Regions from separate parts of the Homo sapiens genome. Here regions 1 and 3 are each linked to region 2. The links are chromatin loops, found by intact Hi-C in ENCODE. Cell type or tissue: gastrocnemius medialis. All regions are shown on one strand.

Region 1 (8,000 bases), 920 kb before region 2:
ATCTTCTTGCTTAAGGTAATATTTTGCCTAAGGATTTCTCTCCATTGGGTTGAACTGGATGATCATTAAGGCTTCTTCATCCCTTAATCATCTGTGGTTCTTAAATGTGGACTGAAATACCTACTGTACTTTTATCCTGGGATCCTAAGACTTAAGGACAGAAGAGATTCTCAAGACCCAGGATGATAAGCCACAGGGATAAAAATTTCTAATATATTTTTTCTATACACCTTCCTATGACTTATCCCCCACTCCTAAAGCTAGCAGTATTATTTATATATATGTATGTATAACAATTAAATAGCATTTCATATCTTACAGTGTTCTTTATCATATAGAAAATTTATAACACCCCTGCATGGAGGTGTCACTCTTTTTGCTACTGTTATAGAAACTGGTTTTTTGGTCTTTCCTGGCTTAAATCTCCAGTCTTCTCAGGGAGCCCAACCCTGGAAAAACCTATACCATCTCCACCACTCCTAGGTCAATCAAGTCTTACAGCAAGAGTTTTCAGTTCTGTGGTCCTGACATATCCTTTGCTCTTGAGTCAATGCATTAGTCTGTTCTTATACTGCTATAAAGAACTATCTGAGACTGGGTAATTTATGAATAAAAGAGGTTTAATTGACTCACAGTTTTGCAGACTATACAGGAAGCATGACTGGGAGGCCTCAGGAAACTTACAATCATGGCAGAAGGATGAAGGCGAAAGAAGGCACATCCACACACGGTGGCAGGAGAGAGAGCAAAGGAGGAAGTGCCACACACTTTTAAACCATCAGATCTTGTGAAACTCACTATCACGAGAACAGCAAGGGGAAAATCTGCCCCTATGATCCAATCACCTCCCACCAGGTTCCCCCTCCAACATTGGGAATTACAATTCAACATGATTTGGGTGGGGACACAGAGCCAAACCATATCAGTCAACAACGCCTATTGTAGGCTCACACTGTTAACGTATTCTTAAAATAGCCACTAGGGTCACCTGCAAGAAGCCCTGCAAATTGATTCACTTGAATGGTGTTTTCAGCACCCATAGCACTGGGGCCTAAGAATACGTGCCAGGGAGAATGTCAGAAATGCAAAATATAAGACTCCTAGCCCCAGCAGGTCACCACCTGGGTGGGAAGGAGGTCACTGACACAGATAGCGGCAACCTTCTAGGGATTATGTTATGATCCAGGCAGGTGCTACATTATCCAAGGAAAGAGAACAGCAAACCCACTCCATGAGTTCTGAGAAGGCTTTCCAGGAAACAGCACAGCTGAGTCTTGAATCATCTCAGCCACTTCGCAGTTCTGTAACTTTGGGCAAGTAACCTTATCTCTGGCATGTTAGTCTTCTCTGTAAAATGGAAATAATAATTGTGCTCCCTCATAGGCTTGTTGTGTGTATTAAATGAATTAATGCGTGTAAGGTACTTAAAACAGTGATGGGCACACAGTTAGTATTTAACACCCATTAGCCATTGTCATCATCATTATCATCATCATTAAAAAGTAAGAGTTTATCACAGAGGCAGGCAGGGTAGGATGTCAGTCAGAGGGAATGACAGGGCTGTGTAAAAGCATGTTATACTTGGAGTTTGGCAAATTGCGCCAGCTTGCTGCAAAGTCAAGTGTGTAGGGATCTTAGGAGCTGATTCTCCAGGTATCACCAAACTTTTTCAATAGAGAGTCAGATAGTAAATATTTTAGGTTTTGTGGGCCAAGGGCCAGCGTCCTTAACTTTTTAAGCAACTATTCTCTCCAAAAGTATAATGGTTTGTTTAGCACTTTATGTTTAAAAATGTCAAAACCATGTTTTTTGTTCATGGAACATATAGGTTGTGGGTTTTATTTGGTCCATGAGACACAGTCTGCTAACCCCTGCTGCAGAAAGCAACTAGGAGCTGGGCTGTTAAAGACAGCATAGGCCTTGCTAAGGAGGATGAGCTTCTCTAGGCAGGGGAAAGGCAAAGGGTTTAAACGGAACTTCAAGATCAGATTCGCATGTGGCAAAGTAACATAGAGAGTGGATTGGGGTGAAGAGGGAGGGGCAAGCTTAAGCTAGCAGTCTAATTAGAAAATGACTATAATTGCAATGGAAGTGATATTTGTACAGAGGCAGTACTGATGAGGATGCTGAGAGATATTTAGGGGCAAAATTAACATAACTTGTCTGGATTTAGCCAGTAAGAGAGAAAACAGAACACTCAATGTATCTGCTTATGTAAAGACAGATAGACCTCTACTTAGGGTAGAAGTGAGTGCCCCATCCCCAGAAGCATTCAAACAGAGCATAGATTCCCACCTGACAGGTATTCTGCAGACAGCAATGAATGGAAATAGAAGCAGATAAAGTATCTTCTAGCTCTGAAGGCCCACAGTGCTATGGCTCTGTGATCGTCTTTATCAATCTAACAGGCACAAACGATTTGTTTAGTCAATGAGGGATATAGACAAACTTCACCCCTCAATATGAATCACCTTAATTTTGCAGAAAGCTGTCTATTTTCTATAGTGCTCACATCCATTATCTCTCTGAGGAGCCTGGAACAGGACTCAGACCTGAAACACACTGGACAAACATGAGACGGTTATCATTATTTTAAAAATATGCTTCAGTTGAATATAAAAGTTCTTTACATTATTTCAAGTTTAGTGCAGTTATTCTGACTTGGGAACAGCAAATTATTCACTTCTATACCCCTATAATTTCTTGGACAATAGTTGGCACATTGCAATAGTACACAAATATTTGTTAAATCCTAGCAATCCAGCAGAAGCCAGCTTGGAAAGCATTTCCTCCACGTGGCCTTCCACCATGATGCTATAGAAAAGACCCGCTCGTGTCATCACTGGCTCCCACTGCAATGAGAACAGCATCATTGTTGATAATAACAGACACCTTTTTTTGGTATTCCTTGTGTGGCAGGTGAGGTGAGGGTGAGGTTCCTTACAGACATTCTGCACTAAGCCTCGCAAGGACCTAATGTGTTTCTCTTTTCTTTTCTTTTCTTTCTCTCTCTCTCTTTCTCTCTTCCTTTCTTTCCTTCTTTCTTTTTTTGTCTGAGAGAGGGTCTCACTCTGTCACCCAGGCTGAAGTGCAGTGACATGATCACAGCTCACTGCAGCCTTGGCCTCCTGGACTTAAGCAATCCTCCCACCTCAGCCTCCCAAGACTACAGGTACACCACCTGGGACTACAGGTTAATGTTTTTTGTTGTTGTTGTCGTTTTGGTTTTTTCTTTTCTTTTCTTTTCTTTCTTTTTTTTTTTTTTTTTTTTGAGATGGCATCTCCCTCTGTGGCCCAGGCTGGAGTGCAATGGCACAATCTCGGCTCACTGCCACCTCCGCCTCCCAGGTTCAAGCAATTCTCCTGCCTCAGCCTCCCAAGTAGCTAAGATTACAGGTGCCCACCACCACACCCAGCTAATCTTTGTATTTTTAGTAGAGACAGGGTTTCACCATGCTGGCCAGGCTGGTCTCAAACTCCTGACCTCAGGTGACCTGCCTGCCTTGGCCTCCCAAACTTCTGGAATTACAGGTGTACACCACCACTCCTGGTTAAGGACCTAATGGGATAGATGCCATTGCACTGCCCATTTTACGGATGATAAAGTTGCAGCCCAAAGAAGTGAAAGGCTAATTTTATTTTATTTATTTTTTAAAGACGAGGTCTTGCTATGTTGCCCAAGCTGGACTTGAACTCTTGGTCTCCTGTGATCTTCCCACTTCAGCCTTCAGAGTAGCTGGGATTACAGGCACCTGCCACCACACCCAGCTCACACAGGCTAATTATTGAATAACCCCTGCTTTTCCAGCAGACACAATGAGGGCATTTTTGTATCTGTTTATTCAAGGAGGGAGACATTGGGGCTGTTAGGTGTGCCTGGACTGGTAATAAGGTCTTTTATCATAACCCTCCCAAAGTCTCAGGGCGGCTGTGGCCAACACGCGTCTCCAGGCCCACAGGCTCTGAGGCGGAAACCACAGTTCCAGGTCCCCAGGCTCCAGCCGCCAATGCGGCTACCGACCAGCAGAGGGCAGCTGCGGGAAGCCGTCCAAAGGCGGCCTCCACCCCCATTAGTGCCAATTAAGCCGCGAGATGCAAGAGGCGAGCGCGTGGTGAAAGAAAACACATCTACTTCTGGGTTGAGCTAGGCTGGGTGATCTGCTGGGAGGGACGTTGACCTGCTTCCAAAAAGCCGGCTGGATGGTGCCGTGGTGGCTGCCTGCAAAGGAACACCGGCCTATGGGAACCAGACCCTGGGGCTTCCCGCGAGCTTCTCTTCCTCCAGCCAGCAAAACAGGAAAAGCCTGGCCCAGGGACGGAGGGAGATGTTGTGGAGCAGACGGACTGGCTGGAGCCAAAGGGCAGCCTCTTTGGAGCAGAAAAACAAACCCAGACATATCAAGAGATGCACAGGATGTCCCCAAAGCGCGTGCTCACGAAACAGGGTGAAACACACACACATTCAGAGTGAGCAACAGTCCCAGCCTGACTGATAAAATCCGGACAATCTCAAGCAAATCGCGATGGTTGGTTACTTGTCAGCTGAATACACATGCAGGCTGTGTACATCCACAGGCACAAGTGTATAGATGTAGCACAAATGCCCCCTGTCCCCCCGCCACCGCCACCAAATAAATGCAAATGTTTACCCACTCAGGCATAGGCACATTGAGACTGGAGGCTGCACTGGTTTGAATTCAGAAGGTCTAAATTCCAGTCCCAGCTTTGCCCCAAATCTGTGCCACCTCGAACAAGTTACCAAACCATTTTGGTTCTCAGTTTCCTCATTTGTAAAATGGAGGAGTCAAGCCCGTCAGGTTTCTTAAAATTATACAGCTTTAAAGCATTAAGTTCTCCAAGGAAGCCTGGGACTGCTTCTTATTTCTTCACCAAATCTCTAACCTTAGGGGAGGAACCAGCAAGATGGCCCAGTCCAAGTCCCTGGCCCCAAACCATTTCATGCAACAGCTCTATGGATGTTCTTATCTATCTGACAACCTGGAAATCTTTAAGTCAGCGCGTGTATGATCGTCTCCCTGTGAACACGATCGTACTGAATATGCAATTTCTTTTTCTGTCCTCCTTCTTCACTTAACTTTAGTACAGAGCATAAGAATTTCACAAACATGTTTTTAAATGGCCATGAAATGTTTCCTTAAATGGATAACTGTACCCCTCAGTTCGCTTTTTCTTGCGCGCCTCCCCATGTCCACCCCACACCCTGCGTTAGCTACTATAAATAATACTCCACAAAAAAAAAAAAAAATCTTCATGCATGTATCTTTTTTCTATTTTTGGATTTTTTTCTTTAGAAAAAAAATCCCAGAAATTAAATTACTAAAATTATATCTTATTTTAAGAGTCTTCATGCATATTGCCAAATTGTTTTCCAGAACGGTCGCCCTAGTTGACATGTCTACCAGCAATGCGTGAGATTCTTTATATCATCCCATTCTCAAAAGCATTGACATCCTCTTGTTTTTGTTTAAACTTTGCTAATTCAATAGGCAAAAAATGTTATCTCATGGTTTTAATAAGCCTTTCTTTGATTATTAGAGAGAGTGAACGTTTTTTTTTCTTGTGTTTGTTAACCAGTTGCATGTATTTCCTCTTTTGAGAATTGTCTGTTCTTGCCCTCTGCTCACTTATCTACTGGGTCTTAGTGAATTTAATTGATTTGCATGCGCTCTTTACATAATAAAGATAGTAATCCTTTGTCATATTGGCTGTGGGTATTTTTCCAGTTTGCTTTATGTATTTTCCTTTGTGATTTCTTCTATCACTTCTAAGCTTATACAGCCACCCCATCCTCCAGAGACTTGATAAATATTCATTTCTAATTCCTAGTATTTTTTTCTCCTGGGATGATTTGATTCTATAAGCTTAAGATTCCATGAGACCACAAATCTATGATTTTGTGCTTCCAAGATGAGTACTTCTAGCTCCTGATTTTCTTTCAAGGCATAGAATCCCTAATTTATTTCATATTTCCTTTTTACACGTCCCCACCCTTTGGATTATAAACTCCACGAAGGCAGGGACTGGGTCTGCCTCATTCCACCTGTATCCTAGGGGCCCAGCACAGTGCCAGGCACATAATAGGAGCACACTAAATGTCTACTGCTTGCTTATCTTCCTGATCTGTTTCAAGCTCTCAAGAATGCCCCAGTTCTGGCCCCACATCCAAGCATGCAGCATGGGTCGTCAGATGCATGATGTGACAGCATCTGGGGAAGCAGGAGGGCATTACCAGAAGAGAAGATAGCAATAGTTGAATTAAAAAGTGTGAAGGAACATGGCATGTAGAAAACAATATTGAGTCTAACATGCCAAGAGTGCAGGATGTGTGTGCTTGTGATAGGAGATACAGCTGAAAATGGAAGTTGGACCCAACTGGTGAAGGTTTCCGAGACAGTTTTGGAATTTCAGCCACAAAAATTCCATTCTCCACAGTACAGCCAGAGTGATCTTTTTAAAAGGTAAATCTGATCATGTCATTTTCCTGCCTCACATCTGGCAAAAGCTTCCCTTTGCAGGTAGGACACAGTTGAGAATCTTATTATAGTCTCCAGGGTCCTAGCTTTCCCATTCACCATGCCTCTTGCCACTCTCCCTTTGCTCACATCACAATTCCTTGCTATCCTTCGGCTCTGCCAGGCCTATCCTGTAACCAAGCTTCTGTGACTGCAGATTTTTTCCCATTAACCCTCTCATCCCGGGGCTACACATGTCTGCTGCTTCTCTTATTAGAATAGAGTTCAAACACACAAGACTTCCCACTTACCTATCACTCTTCTCTTTCTCCTTGCTTTACTATCTTCATCCAGTGTATCACTATCTAAAGGCATCTTCTTTGTCTATCTACCTGTTTATTTTTTCTGTCTTCTTCTTGAATGCAAACCTCAGGAGGGCAGAGGCCTTCCCTGTTTTATTTACTGCTACAGTTCCATCACCTACAACAGTGCCTGGCAGGCATAGTAGGAGATGGCTAAATTTTGCTTGAATGCATCAGATAAACTCATGGGCAGCTGGAGCCACAGGGAAAGGGGGTTGTGAGTAGGATGGTGTGTCTGTTTCAGAGATAATTCTGCTGGCATGGTGGAGAATGGTTTGGAGCTAGAGAAACCAGGGACAGGAAGAAGGAATAATGTTACCCATAAATGGTTGATAACCAGAAACTTTTCTGAGAAGAGGATTTGATCCAGGGAGAGCTAGAGATGGAAGAATGTTGTGTACTGGGTACTGGAAAGGGTTTTTAAAAACGTGCAGAGTTAGCAATGTGCTGGCAACCAACCCAAAAAATCCGTAATTGTAACAAACAATTATACGGTGTTTTAGCCCCCTTAAGGCTTTGACACTATCTCAGGATATCCTCACCATCACGATTCAAAGTAGGCAAGGTATAGGCTGCTATCTTCATTTTACAGATGAGAAAACTGAGGTCCTGGAAAATTAACCCAGGGTCACACAGCTTGTGAGCAGTGGATGTACAAAGAAACTGAGGTTCTGATGCTCAGCCCTGCCTGAGCTCTGCCTGGTGTCACAATTTTCCCACAGTAGCTGCCCTCCATGGAATGCTGCTGTGGGTAAAATCATATTTTAGGGTTAATGATCCAGATGAATAATGTTCCCCTGCCTTTGGGCCAGGCAGCACAAGAGAACTGCAGTGTCACTTTCTTCCTTAAGAGAGTTAAAATATCACAAGTCAGAGTGGAGGCCATTTACCCCCACATTAACAGCAAATGCCATTTGTTCCCAATGATATCTCCACATCTGACTTTCGTTTCCCTCCCCCGTGGCTGAAATTACAACAAAATGAAGCAAGGGCCAAGGGAAGGAAGAGATAAACAAGGGTCGGAAAAAGACAAGGAGTGACGCCTCTGTTCAACTAGGCAGACAGGCTGAGAGTCCCAGATCTCCTTATCCTTTCTAAACTGGAGCCAGTAACATCTTTATTGAGGTAGCAATTACTGGTGGCTCAGCAGGAAGCCAGGGGCAGG
Region 2 (8,000 bases):
CTATAAGCTTTCATCAGATTTTTCAAAAGGGATCAATAGCCCCCGAATGGTTAGAGGCAATTACTCCAAATATGTGTGCCAGACTCCTCAAAGAAGCCCCGCTTCTCCTTCAGAGACTTCCAGCTCCATCCATCGGACTGCACACATAAATCAACACACATTGGAAGGAAAATAAACCATTATGTCTAATCTTCTATGCTTGCTGCTTTGAGGACAGTTCATTGTGAAGCAGTCTTCACGCAAGGGAAAGGGCCCTACTAGCAACTTGTATCTAGTTCCATTTTAAGACAATCATAATGATCAATTTGTAAGGCTGATGAAAAACCTCACAGAGGTGTCACAGCACAGCACTCGCTTGGATGCAGTCATGCTGCAGAGGCATTTAACCAGGGAGAAAAAAAGAGACTGTTTTAGAGAAGCTCCTGCGATTAGGGCTGGGGAAAGCTAACTGCTTCACTCCCTCTTCCATTTTCTGACAGGGTGAAAAGTACACAGCTGCTGCTCCTGTGTCTGTCATTTATGTTTTCCCAACTTGAGAATCTTTTCAAGGTGTGAGGAGTTGGGAGAACAAAAGGTGCTTCACTCAGAAAAAAACAAAAACCTTCCTCTTCCTGGAACTGGGGCAGGGCAGACAGGAGCAGAAACAAGGAGTTAGAGAGATCGAAGCTCAAAATAGCACGCCACCACTACTGGGCAAGCCAGTTCAACTAACTGAGTCCTGATTTCCTCACGCAAAATGGGAATAATAATACCTTTGCTTTGCGATTGTGTTGAGGAATAAATGAGATATTACATGGGAAAGACGTTAGGACAGGGGCTAACACATATGAGATGCTCAACAAACATCATTTCCTTCCTTCCACATACTCTAACAACTCCCATACAGAAGACAATATTTATGAGCCAAGATTGCTGATTTTCATGAGTTACAGCAATGATAATCATCTGGAGATGATTTTGCCCCCACCCGCCAGGGGACATTTGGCCATGTCTGGAGACATTTTTGGTTGTTACAACTGCCATGGGAGGATCAGGTGTGCCGACCCTCCCATGGTAGAGGCCGGGGATTGTTAAACATCTTACAAAGCACAGGACATGCCCTCATGACAAAAAAATTATCCAGCCTCAAAGCCTCATACTGCTGAGGCTGAGAAATCCTGAGTTACAGGGAAACTGTGCTAGTCCTCAAGATGGGGAGTGTATCAGCAAGAACCTGGGTTGGGAGCCAAGACGACCTAAGCACTGATAATCCTTCACTGCGGAACACCGGGTGTCTTAGAATGCACATTTCCACTTCTGTAATTTGGGGATCATCCACCAACTTCTAAGTGCTGCTGTGAAGAATAAATAGTAAAAGTGAAAGGATCAGCCACATTCTTGCTCACAATGAGTTTCCTCCCTTCTTGACTTCCCTTTCCAGTTTTAATCACAGTACATCATCTGTCTTCAGGGTCATCCACCTTTCCTGTCAATTTCCAGAGTGAACAGTGCTGGAGTTACAGAAGAGAGCTCTACCTTCCTTAGCCCACATTCTGCCCTCTGGATATGCCAAGGTCTGAGGATTCAAAAACCTCCTGTAAACTAAGTTTATGCATGATGAAATATTGAGACATATGTAAGCTTTTCATGCTGTCATTATTCTTAAGAAATCTTACCATTTACTGAGTGCTTACTACATGCCAGGAAGTATTAGGTCTTTACACAGTGTCCTCTCTAGTTTCAACACAACCCTGTAAAGCAGGTAGACATCTAAGTAGGTAGGTAAGTAGGCAGACCAGCCAATCTCAATTTCACAAACACACTGAGGCTCAGGGTGAGAAATTACTTACCCAAGAGCTCAGGGCTGCTGAGTGGCAGAGCTGAGATGTGGACCTAGGTCTGTCTCCCACTGAATGTATTACAAGTCTGAAGATGAACAGGAAGCCTTTTAAGAAACCTTGTTAGTCCCGGTTAGTCTTTGTTAGTCCGAGTTAGCCCTGACCCGCCTCAGTCCCATCCAAGTTTTCATTCATTAAGAAAGAGCCTGTGAAACTTGGGAGCCCCTCATGAAGCTGAGAAGACTCAGGAGCAACCATATCCACCCACAAGGCCTCTCAGTACCCAGAATCAACCTGGCTCCTACCCAGAGAAGCTGCGCAATTGAAATGAAATGTGTCCACTCCCTCTGTGAGTTTCCACACGACTCAACCCCCAGTGCCCCCCACTGCTCGCTCCCACCGCCCACCTCCCCCAACACCACTTGCCAAGTGAAAATGACCAGCAGCTGAGGTTTCTTGAAAAAACTCACTTTCAGAGAGTGACGCCTACTCCCAGAATTTCAGCAGCATGTTTTCATTTTCCCTAAACTCATTTCCTATGAAAAAATCTGGAAATTATCTCATAATTTAGAAGATCAACATGGCAGGGAGGGGCATTCCTGCACAGAACATTTCCCAAATGCCTACTCTGTACCAGGCCCTGGGGAGCAGAGACAGTAAGGTGGGACCCCTGCCCTGAGGGAGCTCCAACACAGGTGAGGAGGCAGAGCAGGCACAGACGGCTACAGAAGGTGACCTCCCCACGCAGGGCAGAAACACAGAGAGGCAACTGTTTTGGGGATTAGCTGGGCTGCCTGACAAATGTAACATTCAAGCTAAATTCTAAAGGACTGGGAGGAGACAAAGTAGGGGAAAGGTTGGGAATAGAAGGGTAGGAAACACAGGTGAAGGTACAGGCAGGAACACACAGCCCAGGGAACGATAAAGAGCTCACTATGGTAAGAGCAGAGGACATATGAGAGGGAGAAATGAGGGGTGATTCTTTTTTAACTTTTCATTATAGAAAATTTTAGACATATACAAAAGGAAAAAAAAAAAACTACTGTAATGAACCTCTCCCCCATCTACACATACCCCAGCCCCAACAATCAGAGAGCCAGGGCCAATCTTGTTCTTTTGATATTCCCACCCACGTCCTCAGCTTCTGCACTGTTTGGAAATGAATCCCAGACATCATATCCTTTCAGCTGTACCCATCCCACTGTGTAGAGAGAGGTGACCAACACTTGTAATCCCAGCACTTTGGGAGGCGGAGGTGGGTGGATCCTGAGGTCAGGAGATCAAGACCATCCTGGCTAACATGGTGAAACACCATCTCTACTAAAAATGCAAAAAATTAGCCGGGCGTGGTGGTATGTGCCTGTAGTCCCAACTACTTGGGAGGCTGAGGCAGGAGAATCGCTTGAACCCGGGAGGCGGAGGTTGCAGTGAGCCGAGATCCTGCCACTGCACTCCAGCCTGGGCAACAGAGCAAGACTCCATCTCAAAAAAAAAAAAAAAAAGGACTTCTCAATTCTGAGAAGTCCCTGAGGCCAACCCTGTGTGTACAGACACATGGACAGAGGCCCAGAGCAGCACTTGCCTGTGGACACAGAGCTAGAAAGTGGGAGAGTCAGGGCTAGAACAAGGCCTCTATCCTAGAGTTGGCTCTCCCCACCACACCTTGCTGGCAGCAACTCATTTCAGCAATTCTGCAGAGATAGGGAGACTTGCTTGAGTCCCAGGGTTCTGTCACTTGACATCTGTGTGACTTTGAGCAAGTCACTTACCCTATCTTAGTTTTCATGACCTTATAGAAAACACAGGGATAGCATTATTATTACTTCACAGAAAGGCTGTGAGGATCATATGAGATAATACACATAGAAGCACTTTCTAAATATATAATAAAGTATTTTTAAAACCTGAGTAATCATGATTTTAAAACCTGAGTAATCAATTTTGTTGCCAAAAATCAGACAATTCTTGATAGAAAACAGGTATATGTGACTATCAAATAGGGCAGTCGCCACCCAAGCTTTATAAGCTCCATAAGCAAACTGGCAGGGCTTTGCTGCCTTAGAGATCAGCACTGATTGAAAGGGTGTGTGCGTGTATGCGCGTGCATGTGTGTGTGTTCGCATTCACATGTGTGATGTCCAGACAGAAACGCTTACCTGTCTGATTCCTGCAGAGATTTGACCAGATGGGTATAGATGTCCTGCTCTTTCTTTAAGACCTGAATCAGCTCTTCATAGTCTGATGATTGTTTCTTTTCCTGGAAATGACAATGGGCATTTGACATTAAGGAAAGAATTTTGAAAGAGTACATCCTTATATTATGCAAACATATGTAGCTAGTCCCAGTTTTTAAAATCAAACGAAGGTGAGAGAGGCCCTGTGCCTGGCTCTGGCTCAGGCCACAGTCAGAGAGCACCACCTTCAGGAGGAGTGGGGAATGACTGCCCATCACTCATCCCAGAACAAAGCAGAGAGCTGAGCTTCCAATACTGCTTCCAACAGCTGCTAGGAAGACGCACCAGCTATGGGATTAGCCCATCATGAGTCTGTCATCCCTCAGAGCTGCTGTTCATCGTTTTTAAAACACTACAAAAAAAATATCTTTCCATATTCACTGTTGCTCCAAAGAAGAGAAATTCACAAACCAAAACCTGGCAAGTACTGGGGACTAGGGATTTAGTTACAGTCAAGTAGAAGAGGTCAACTGAGGTATTCTTGGGAGGCATCCAGAACACAGTGATGATGAAGAAATCTGAGTTGGATCTCTGCCACTTACTGGAGGTATGATCTTGGGTAAGTAGCTTAACAAAACTCTATGAGCTTCAGTCTCCTCATTTATGAAATGTGGATGTCATTTTATGAATTCACATTCACAAATGTGAAATTTTTTAATGTTCAAAATTTGGTTCTGCCACCTACCAGTTCTGAGACTCTGGGAAGTTACTTACTAGGAGCCTTGGTATTCTCACCTGTAAAACTGGTGGACAATTACCACTGCCTTATGGAGTTACAGAGCAGATGAAAGATAAATTGCATACTGTAAGGAACCAGGGATACCTGGAGAAATGGCTGATTCCCGTATTAGGACAAGGAAAATCAGGAACAATAAAAGATATGTGTATAGCATTTTATTGTGCCAAAAAATGAGGAAGTGCTTATAGAACAGTGGTTGCCAGGGGCTGGAGGGATGAGGATATGGGAGATGTTGGTGAAAGGGAACAAAGTTTTAGTTACGCAAGATGAATAAATTCCAGAGATGTAATATACAGCATGATGACTATATGTAACAATACCCTGGCCAGGCACAGCGGCTCACACCTATAATCCCAGCTCTGTGGGAGGCCAAGGCGGGAAAATCACTTGAGGCCCGGAGTTCAAGACCAGCCTGGGCAACATAGTGAGACCCCCGCCTCTACAAAAAAGTAAAAGATAAAAACATTCGCTGGATATGGTGGCATGCACCTATAGTCCCAGCTATTTGGGAGGCTAAGACAGGAGGATCCCTTGAGCCCAGAAGTTTGAGACTGCAATGAGCTAGGATCATACCACTGCACTGAAGCCTGGGCAACAGAGCAAGACCCTGAAATAACAAACAAACAAACAAAAAATACTGTATTTTACACTTGAAATGTGCCAGGAGGGTAGATTTTAGGTTTTTTCATCACACAAAAAAAGGTAACAATGTGAGATGATCGATATGCCAATTAATTTGATTATGGTGATCATTTCACAATGTATATATATATCCAAATATCTAGTGTACCTTAAATACATGCAATTTTAATTTGTCAATTATAACTCAAAGCTGAAAAAATTTTTAAAGAAATGCTTAAATAATGATGGAATGTTGTCAAAAGGACACACAGACCCAGTTTGGAAAGGCTCCCACAAGCCAAATCTGGGATGATTTGAGCATTGAAATAATGAGTAATGGTTTATAACCCACTGATAATAACTGATAGTAACAGATTATAACCCACCAAATAAAACAGGAATTCATAAATCCATATTGATATGAATAGGAGGGAAAAAGAGTAGGTTTTTCTTTATAGAAAAATGATGATGACTAATAAATGTAAAAAGAATAATGGAATTAGAAAAATCACCCTTCGCCAACCATCACAGTAATAAATAATTCAGCCAAGAAACACAAAAGGATGCTAAAACTAGTAGGTAAAAGTCAAGATGTTTACATAGACTCAAAACACCTCCCCCAAAATACTTATTAAATACAAAGGGAAAAAAGCATAACTAGACAGTCAAGACACCTGGCAGACACTATCTTGATAAAGTTATCAAAGTTAGCATGGCCAGTAATGGGGCAAATCCAACTGTGTACCATCAGACAGGACACAATGAGAAGAACATAGCATCGCTACTGTGATATTCCTGCCAAAGATGCATAAACTGAATCTAATCAGCAAGAAAACACCAGACAAACAACCCAAACTGAAGGGACATTCTATGGTATAACTGGCCCAGGCACTTCAAAAGTGTCAAGGTTATGAAAGTCAAGGAAAGATTTTAGAACTGTTCCAAACTAAAGACTAAAGAATCAAGACTATTAAATGCAAGGCATGATCCTGAATAGGATCCTTTCACTACAAAGGGTGTTATTGAGACAACTGATGAAATTCAAATGAGTCTGAGGATTAGAAGGTAGCAATGAAGGAAATCAGTCCAGGCTAATTTCCTGGTTGTAGTGGCTGGGCTGAGGTTATACAGGAGAATGTTCCTGTTTACAAGAAATATACACTAGCACATTCAGAGGGGACAAGGCTTCACATTGGCAACTTTCTCTCAAAAGGCTCAGAAAAAAATACAATCCTTTATTTTTGTATTTTTCTACAAATTTAAAACTATTTCAAAATAAGAAAAAATGTTAAAATAAAGTTAATGCATACAGAATATCCAGCATGATGCCTAGCACCAACTAAATGCTCTCTAAATGCTGGAGGCGGATGTTCAGTCCGTCAAGAAATTGGGGCTGCAAACAGCCTTTGTAGTTTATATTGACTTGTGTTTTCTCCTAAAGCTAAGACATACCACCTACGACAGGGGTTTTCAACTTGATTAAAATTTACAGGCTGTAGGAATATGAGCAAGGGAAAAAAATTACATCCCTATTTCCACTAACCTCTAACTGAAATTTAGCATTACCTTCAATTATGAATTGAAGGAATACTGCTATTGCTACAAACCATAGTAATACTAGTAGTATTACCTTGACTTTGTCATCAAAAGAAATAGTTATTTTGTATATGTTGCAGATATCTCAAAATATTCATTCTTATCACTACTTCATAGCTACGGCAGTTACTTATACTCACCACCATATCTTACTATTTAACATATTAATAAAGAAGCATCATTTCCATAGCATAATTTTTTTATATTTTGATAACCTAATTTCAAAATATTTGGTTTCCTTTAGTATCCTACACATATATTGTATGCATTTAAACATTTTTTCAAGATAGGGGTCTCTGGCTTCAGTAGATTGCCAAAAGGATGCAGAGGGCAAGAAAGGTGAAGAAGCCCTGATCCAGGAGAATACTGTTGTGCTTCCAATCCTGACAAAACAAGGCCAAGGCACCACCTGCCAATTAAAGCTTTTAAATGCTAAACCACCAGTCTGGTCATGATAAGTTAGTCATCCAGACTGCTGGAAATGTCAGGCCCTTTTGTAAATCATGCCACATGTCACTGGCACAAGGAGTTCCCAAATGCCTTTTGTACACAACAACAGTATCATGTGGGATTCTCTCAGCTCCCACCTGCACACAACCACGTGTGCAGCCAGAGGACCTCAGAGAAGAGTGGGGAGGATTTAAAGAGGACATGAAAACCAAGGAGGCTCTCCAGGGCCAGTGTGTCAGCCACCATGCTAAGTGCTTTCCAGGCATTTTCTCATTTAATCTTCACAATGACCCAATGTGCTTACGTGTTACTACACTCCCCATTTTAGAGATGAGGAAACTGTGACACACAAGGCTGTTCATGGTCAAGGTCAGGATGGTGAGGCCAGGTGTGGGCTTCAAGGCCCATGCTCTTCAGCCCACCCATCACTGCCCCATAATAGATGCCTTAAATATAATGCATCTGGGTGCTTGGCAAGGGTAACATCATCACTGTCAGCCACATAAAGGTCAGCCAAATAAAATAAGAAAAGCCAGTGACAAA
Region 3 (8,000 bases), 89 kb before region 2:
GGGGACTTGGGCAACCCTGAGGACAAAGAGGTCTAAAAGGTTGAGTCAGAAGCAACTCCAACTGCCTGCCTCCCAGCGAGGATGAGGCCCCTCTGGGCCTCACCAGGAGCAGGGCTGGACTTTGGACCACTGGCAGGAACTGCCTGAGTGGGCCGCAAGTGGAAGCAGACGCTGCCAGTGTGGGCTGCACTCCAGCCTGACCAGCTGCCTGGGCACTCGCCAAACTAAACTGCACTCACACGCAGCGGCAGGGAGCTGGGCTCTGTAGCCTACGGGCCTCCATCTGAAGCTGTGTGATCTTGGGCGGGTCACTCTGTGCCCCAGTCCTTCATATGAAAAAAGCAGTCCCTCCCACCCAGGGCTGTCACAATGACTGCCTATGATGATGTTCCAAAGACAGCCAGGCTCCCAGGACCCCAGGTCTAAGCAAATGTTCCCTATTCACTATATTACTTGTCTGTTCTCCCGACCAACCTGAGTTCCTCCAGAAGGAGGCTGGCGAAGCTTTGGCAATGTTTGCTGAGTGAATATATTTGCTGGCCCTGTCCCAGGCAGCGGGGCTGGTGTGAGCAAATCACATGAGGTCTGTGTTCTCACGGAGCTTCAGGTCAATGACAGGGAGAGGAAGAACCCAAAGTCACACAGCGGCCAAGTGCCAGTGAGGGGGGATCATCACGCTCTGATCATGCAGAATAGGGGCTCCTGATCGGGAAGCCATCTCTGACTAGCAGGAGAAGCCACGGTGAGAGCATGCTAGGCAGGCTGCAGCATGTGCAAAGGTCCTGTGGACAGAGACAAAAGCCCTAAGAGACTAGAGCACAGGGAGCCAAGAAGGCAGACAGGGGGGCTCAGGGAACTGAGGGCTTGCTGACCACACTAGGTGTGGTGAGAGGCATCCCATATTTTAAACAAGGGGGATAGTATGATTTGCTTTCCCTTTTAAAGAATCACTCTAGCTGTGGTCTGGCAGACATTTGGAGGGGTGGGTGGATGTGGGAGGCCAACTGGACAGTAAGCTGTCCAGGTGAGAGTTAATGGTCACTTGGACTGAGGTGGCACTGGAGATGAATGAAGCGATGGCCTTGGGAGATACAAGTGGAGAGAGTGGCCCTGATCATGGATGGGATATGGAGGGTGAGGGAGGAGGTGCAAGGATGTCTCTAGCATGTGCTGCTGGCCAAAGGCAGACCCTTCACTGAGGTGAATAGATGAACCCCTGCAATTTGGCCATGTCTGGGCCTCACAGTTAGCCACTGTATATCTTTCCACATCTCATAATTTTTGTGAATAAGGAAACCGAGGCTTGGTTCCACTAGAAGGCCCCACCTGGGGAGCCGGGTCTCTGGATCTGCTCACCCCCATCCTACCTGGCACCCATCTGTGGCAAGAGGTAAACAGGTCTAGCCCCTGAGGCAGAGTCCGGGGCTTCTCAGGAGATGGGATGAGTGATTTTGATAATTGCATTTTTGAGTTAGCCTTAAAATATGGCCAAGATTGAAGAGGCAATTTGGCAGGGCCGGATCCCCCAGGCAGGTTTCTCGGTTTCCACAATGCCGAGAACTTATTAACAAGATCACTCTTTCTCCCTTCCACCACCCACTTACAAGCAGTTCTCGGGGCTGCTGTGTTGAGGAATTCAATTGTGGGTCTCTGGGCTCCTGCTCTGGTCATCCAGAGACATTTTGTTGGAAAGGGTAGACTGAGAATACTTCGATTTGTAACAGGGAAATGCTGCAGTTTCTCGAAGAGATGGCATTTTGGGGGAATACTGATAATCCAAGGGACATCAGGTTTTAACAGACTCAGGTTCAAATTCTGGCTACATCCCTCAGTCTTCTCATTTGTAAAATGGGTGAGGTGGTGCAGATTACTGAGATGCACAGTGTGGCTACTGCCATCCCAGGTGAGCGCCGGCCTGAGGCGCGAGGATTTTACTCTCCAGGACCCCGATAGGGACGTTGGGATGTGGGCCTCGGAAGTGAGATAAAAGCACCATTTCCAAGGTAGGGCAAGCAGGGGGCCCTGGGCCTGTCTCCCAATCCTCTCACTATATATTTAGTCCCTGCAGCTGTTTCTCTCAGGTGCAGCTCCTCCAGCACACGTGGTGATTAATTTCACTGAAGGGAAATTGACGCATTTTCTGATTACTGCTTCAAAGCCTCCCGAATTCAGCTGCTGGTAAAATTAACTCACCAGGGACAATGGAGCTTTTTCCAAGGTCCAAATTGTCTTATTTGCAGTTTGTTCTTGGCATTAATCCAGCCCAAACAAACCAGGCTGCTCCTCCACCTCCCAGAAGAGGGAGGGCCTTCACTAGCCCAAGGTTGAAAGTATTTTACGTGACTCTAAACTGGCGGATAAAAATGCACTTCGTTTTAGATTATTGTGTTCCTGAAAAGCTGTGGGTGACCTGAAGCAAATGGCCAGCTGGGCTCCTGGAGCCCCTCCTCTGCAGCTCCTGCTCCAGGCGTGCCTGGGTTCACCAACCAGACGGGCCTGGGATGTACCAGAATCCAATGTGGATCTCTCCTCCAATCCCTGCACCTCAAGCCCTTGCCAATGACCAAGTTCAGCTCCCATGGGCTGTGCACTGACCATGTGCCAGGCAAGGTAGGACTCTTCCCCTGTGGGGACATCTGAGCCCAGGTCTGACTTCCAGGCCTTGCCTGAGCTGCATCTACTACACTGTACAACCTCCTCCCCTCCTCCCCACTGCCCCCGCAACCACACATGCTTACATTTGCGCACACCTGCCTGGAGGGTAAACACCCTGACAGCAATAGCTTAAGCACAACCTTAGAACGACCCTGTATGGCAGACGCGTCTTAATGTTGTTCTGAGCTAGAGAATCTAGGAGTGGCCAACCCGGAGATTTGTTCCTTGTTTGTGAGGAGTATCTGAGCCCCCAAGCCCGTCTCATGGGACATGGGCTGTACAGGGAACTGAGGCCCTGAGTTTTGGGTTAAAAAAAGGTTCCCAGGTAGAGGTCCTTGGGGGAAGGTTAAGTGAAAATGCTATATAAACTGCATGCTGTTTATAAGTGGTGATGGTTTTCCTGCCCCACCTGGGCCGTGGGCTGTGTTGTTCAGCCGCTGCCACTGAACCATCTGTTTCTGTACGAAAAGCAGTTCTCCTGTCCAGCCTGCCGCCTCTGGACTGTTCCCCTGTATGTAAGCCCCTAATAAAGCCCACATCCTGTTTGCTGGCTCTGTGGGTCTCTTCTCAGGCCCCTTGAACCTGGTGCCTCCCCTACTGAGGTTAATAGGGGTTTGGCACAACACAGCCATAGAACTTAAAACAGTACTTTAAAACTTGCTTAAGACCAGCCACTGAGACAGTGAAGAAGAGTCACCGATTTGTGGAAAGGGCCTTGTTGTTCAGCTGCTTTCAAAATCTGAGGCTCCGAACTCTGTAACAGTACTGGACAAGAGTAACTCTCATTTACAGAAGCACAAGACTCGGGACGGGAACCAGGCCTCCTGCTCCACAGCGCCACACCGACCCAGCTTCCATTTAGGAAGTCAACTGTTGTGACTGCTTGCGAAAGGCACTCCAGTGACATTATGGCTCAATCTGAGTTTTCACACACTGGTACGTATTCTACCGAGGTACACCTGTGCAAATATTTCTCAGGAAGAGCACAGATGGCAGGAACCGAAGCAGAAAGGGTCTGTACTGCCCACTTCCTCCGCCCCTCTCTTAATGGATGGGGAGACAGGCAAAGTGGCATGAGGCCACTCCCCGGACTCCCAGCCGGGGCTGCTGCACCCTACGCTTCCAGCAAGTGCAATCCCGTCTCCTCCCCTCACCATCGTGTCTGGGGAGCTGGGCGCCAGGTCAGGTGCTGGCAATTCCATGGTCAACACAAGCCTCTGCTCTCCAGGGGCTCAGAGGATTTGCACAGTGGTGTGGGGGCTGCGGGAGCAGAGGTGGGGCATTTCACCTAGTATCGGGTCAGGAGAGGCTTCCCCAAGGGCAGAAAAAATATTTCTAAAGGACCATTCAAAGCTAACTAGAAAAAGAAAGGGTGGGAGGAGCATGTCCAAGAGGGCGCAGCCTGGGTTAGACTGGGGAGAACACTGTTCCGTTTGCCTGGAACACAGAGTGGAGCGGGAGGAGGCGAGATGGGCAAGGAGCTGGAGGTGCCAGCAAGGCTTGTAAACCTTGTTAGGGGCTCGGGCTTGGATCAGAGGGTAGTGGGAAGCCGCTAAAGTGTTTTGGCTGGGGGCATCTTGGTCAGAGGCAGCGATGTGGATGGCTGATGACACACCCCTGTCATCACGGGAACAATGCAAATGCCACATTCCAGCTCTGGGCCTCACTCTGCTCTTTGCTAAATCGGGAATGGCACCACTGCAAGGGCTGCTGTCCAGCAGACTGTGAGATGCTGAGCACACACCAGTGCCCATGGCCACGCTGCACGGAGGTGCTCTTCTCTGGACACTTGAACGAGCTCAGCAGTGAGCCATGCGACTCGTGGAACCCTGGCCTGTCCCACTTGGGATTTTGGGACCTGGGCTTTGAGGCGCCACACAAAACAACAGAATCGTCAAGGTGAAATGAAATGAATCATTTAATGAGAATCTTCAAACTGTGGCACTGGCTGAGTACTAAGCAAATCCAGGGGAAGACGTGAAGCCCACCAAGGCGCACAGCCTCAACTCCGGTGCCTGCCCCTGATCTGAAATACAACATCCAAGAGCTCGAGGCCTTTTTACCACCCGTTTGTGGAGCACCTGCACCTTTCTGACAACAACTCTCAAGCCAACTTTCAGAGAGAAAACATGAAGGGAAAAAATAGATTTCCTTTGGCCAGACAGCTCTTTCTTCCTCAATAAATAGGAACCACACTTGGAACAAAGAGACAGCGTGAGCTCGGTGGGGGAAGCACAAGCTTTATTGGCTGAAAGTTCTTCTCAGGAGCCTGGTCTGCTGGGACTGCATGTTCCTGGATGGGCTCCCCCAGGCCTAAGCTAGGAAAAGGAAGAAAAAAAAGGAGAATTTTAAGTCCAAAGGAGGTTTCTGAAGTAAGACCCCGACAGAGGTGAAAGCGAGACTGTTATTCTCAAAGTGCTTTCAAAAACATAGTTTGGTCAGTAAATATTTACCTAATAAACAACGATGAGATCATACTGTATTCATTCATTCAAGAAATATTCATCAAATGCCTACTATGTGTCAAGCATTGTTTGCTGTATTTCTTACTGGTAAAAATAGCATACAAATTTAAAACTTAGAACCCCTACTGGCGACAGGGCATGATAAAACACAACTTTTCATGCACTGCTGGCAGAAACAACTCTCTGAGGAGGACATGTCCCCTGGTTCCACCTGCACCTTCATTTTTCAAGAGGTCCTTTCTGGCCCTGCACTCCTCCTGACCTTCCACTGGCCTGCAGTGAAAAGACTCAAAGGGCATACCTCCAGGTTTCCTCTGGCCTTCCGAAGGATTTTGTGGGTTACGACCACTGAGGAGAGAGCAAAGAATGCAATGATTAGGGCCATGGATATCCAGGAGAGCTGTGTGAAAGCCAAGTGCAGGGAGGATGAACCCCACCCCAAAGGGCTCGGACATGTAGACAACACGAGGTCTGAAGCATCCAGACCAGAGGGAGGTACAAAGGGCCCACCTGACCCATCACAAACCCCAGGGCCAAATAACGCATCAACAACACCTCTTTGAGGCCCCGCTAAGCCACCACCTGACAGTGATGCAGAGGCTACAGCATGCTATGCCGGTTCAGAGAACACCCTACAGCTGTGCACGGCCACCTGGCTGTCCAGGTATCCCTCAGGCTCACTTCTGTGGGCCAGGGAGGGCAATGGCGCAGGGAGGGTAGAGGCCTGGGCCTGCCCAGCACTCTTTAGTTTCCTAGGCCCTCTGGGAAGCAGCTGTGGGAAGGGACTGTGCCCCGATCAGGCAGACCCACATATGAGGGTCCAAGTTCTACGAAGCCAGGTTTTTACCCAGCAGCTCTTAGAGCCAGCTCCAAATGGCCTGGAAGAAAAAACCGTGGGCATGCTGCTTCTCCTTTGCCTGCCCTTTAGCTGGTGGAATAGCCCAGCCTGATTCCTCTGGGCAAGTCACATTCTGCCTGGACAAGAGCTGGTTGGGTGGGATGGTTTCAGAGGTCCCTGCTGACACTGACGCCCGGAGCACTGTACTAGAAAGATCCCCCGTGCATGAGAATTCCCAGGAGGGGCAGGCGAGCCCTGGCTTTCAGGAGCAACTGTAAAGGTGGGTCTTCCTTCAGGCTTTTTCTTGTCCAACACAAACTCCAGCAGTGGCAAGAATGCCCCTCTTGATCAGAGTTCTGAGCCTGATAGGGAATCTGTTCTCAACAGGGCTTGGTGAGAGTAAGATCAGCTTACTCCCCACGTTGGAAATACCAAAGGCTTCTGGAGCCGCGCCTTTAGCCAACAGTGCCAGAGGCTGTAACAGACTCAACGCCCAACACACATAGCCTGACTCCCCAGTGGCTTCTTCAGAATAGGTGTCTGTCGTGTGGTGGCCTTGAGAAAATATTGATTTCTTGCCTCACGAAAATTTCCATCTGGAGGTAATGGAGTTTATTTGCAATCTGTGACACTGGGGACGGGACAGACGGTGTGGACTTTGTTTTTAGCCAAGCAAAACGACTTTCAGAGGTGGCCACTGCCCCTCTACCCCAACCTGACCTCCTGCTGCAGGGCAAAGTTCCTGACATGGGGCCCTGGATATGTTTGGGGGGTCAGTCCTAAACCCTCCGACACTGTGTGCAAATGGGGGTATGTATCTGGACGTCCGCATTTTTCCACAGAGAGACCACAGCTTTCTCCAGATTCACCAAGGGGCCTGAGACCCAGAAAAGATTAAGTATCACAGCTGTGGAGGTTGAAGATGATTGTGAAAGAGCACTCCATGTCCCTAGAGAACAAAGCTCATGGCAGAAGAACTAAGGATCACTTGGCTCAAGCTTTGAGGGGACCCCTACACCTCAACAGCACTGCCACGTTCCAAAGCACAGAAATCCCCACTGCAAGGAGAAGACCGAGGAACACAGCGACAAAGGACTCGTCCCAAATCTAGACTGGCCCCAGCACAGAGCTGGGACTCACATGTGGGCCTGCCCAACTCAGTCCATGGTTCTTCCCACCTCAGCAGAGTGCTGGGAAGAAGGTACCGACCTGAGCTGAGCAGTGTTGACCTGGTGACAGGTGGTTTCCAACGGTGGCCTCACTGAATACTCCCCCACCCTATGGGGCAGAACTACTGTCCTCGCTTTGCAAATGAGGACCTGAGGCAGCTGGTTCCAGGTCACATGGCCAGTGAGTGGCCCCAGGGCATCAGGACTCTTAGGGTCCCACTGGGATGCCTTTTCCTTACTTTCCCCTGTAGACTCTGAGAAGGTATGGTGTCAGTTTGACCAGGTAGCAATCAGCCCTGGCCTTTGCTCTTCCCCATCACCATGAGGGGACGGAGGAAGAGGAGGTGCTATGCCAACTTTCTCCTAGTCCCTTTAGACCCAGAGCAGGTCTGTGAAGTCCGCAGGGCTTGGAGAATTTCCAAGGACCTGACTCCTTGGGATGAGCTGCAGAGCCTGGCAAAGGAGGAGTTGCAGGCCCGGGTCAGCCACCAGCTATGCTGCCTGGAGCAAGCCCCTCACCCTGCTCTGGCGGAGCCTGCTCTGTGCCAGGCCTAGGAGATATGGAGATGGACAATACCAGCTCAGGAGGGGAAGTGCTATGAGACATTTGCGGCTCTTCTTACTATGAATGATTTGCCACCTCCATGCATAGGATTTGGTCTGGCCTAATGGAAAGAAAGAGGAGGGACTGGTTGAGCATCTCCTCTGCCCCCGAGACTGTGCTAAGTACAATACAGTTTAGGTAGCGTTATCATCCTTATTTTACAGATGAGAAAACTGGGGTGCTTTTTATAAAGTTGCTATTGAACCCGGGACCAACTAGTTAGTCTGAGTCCTTTGGAACTCACGTCTCCAGTTAGAGATGAGGAATCG

What was found. A loop is a pair of places that touch in the nucleus more often than their neighbours do. Peaks named below come from ENCODE experiments on the same cell type or tissue, not always from the same donor. Only the 100,000 strongest peaks of a DNase experiment are listed, where the experiment ranks them.
Region 1: it touches region 2 in a loop (35-fold over the local background); 36 of 110 quality-filtered maps call a loop at or near these places.
Region 3: it touches region 2 in a loop (2.4-fold over the local background); 3 of 110 quality-filtered maps call a loop at or near these places.

The regions. Positions count from the first base shown.
Region 1 is chr9:119,552,219-119,560,218 of GRCh38, forward strand. No RefSeq gene overlaps it. Among named protein-coding and RNA genes, the nearest start is that of BRINP1, 190 kb to the left of the region's middle. RefSeq lists enhancers at 3,690-4,210, 4,161-4,210. In gastrocnemius medialis, a CTCF peak has its summit at 4,021 (motif pointing right); a DNase peak (open chromatin) is centred at 4,077; H3K4me3 peaks cover 505 bases.
Region 2 is chr9:120,473,377-120,481,376 of GRCh38, forward strand. It overlaps CDK5RAP2 (CDK5 regulatory subunit associated protein 2), which reads right to left. Exons shown (of 38, transcript NM_018249.6): 15 at 3,974-4,074. Among named protein-coding and RNA genes, the nearest start is that of CDK5RAP2, 100 kb to the right of the region's middle. In gastrocnemius medialis, a CTCF peak has its summit at 4,242 (motif pointing left); DNase peaks (open chromatin) are centred at 4,275, 4,554, 5,107, 7,555 and 1 weaker place; H3K27ac peaks cover 4,573 bases.
Region 3 is chr9:120,384,320-120,392,319 of GRCh38, forward strand. It overlaps CDK5RAP2 (CDK5 regulatory subunit associated protein 2), which reads right to left. Exons shown (of 38, transcript NM_018249.6): 37 at 5,422-5,468; 38 at 4,556-4,973. The coding sequence ends at 4,917. Among named protein-coding and RNA genes, the nearest start is that of MIR147A, 140 kb to the left of the region's middle. RefSeq lists an enhancer at 5,786-6,286. In gastrocnemius medialis, no CTCF peak of the experiment used is centred here; no DNase peak of the experiment used is centred here; H3K27ac peaks cover 1,401 bases.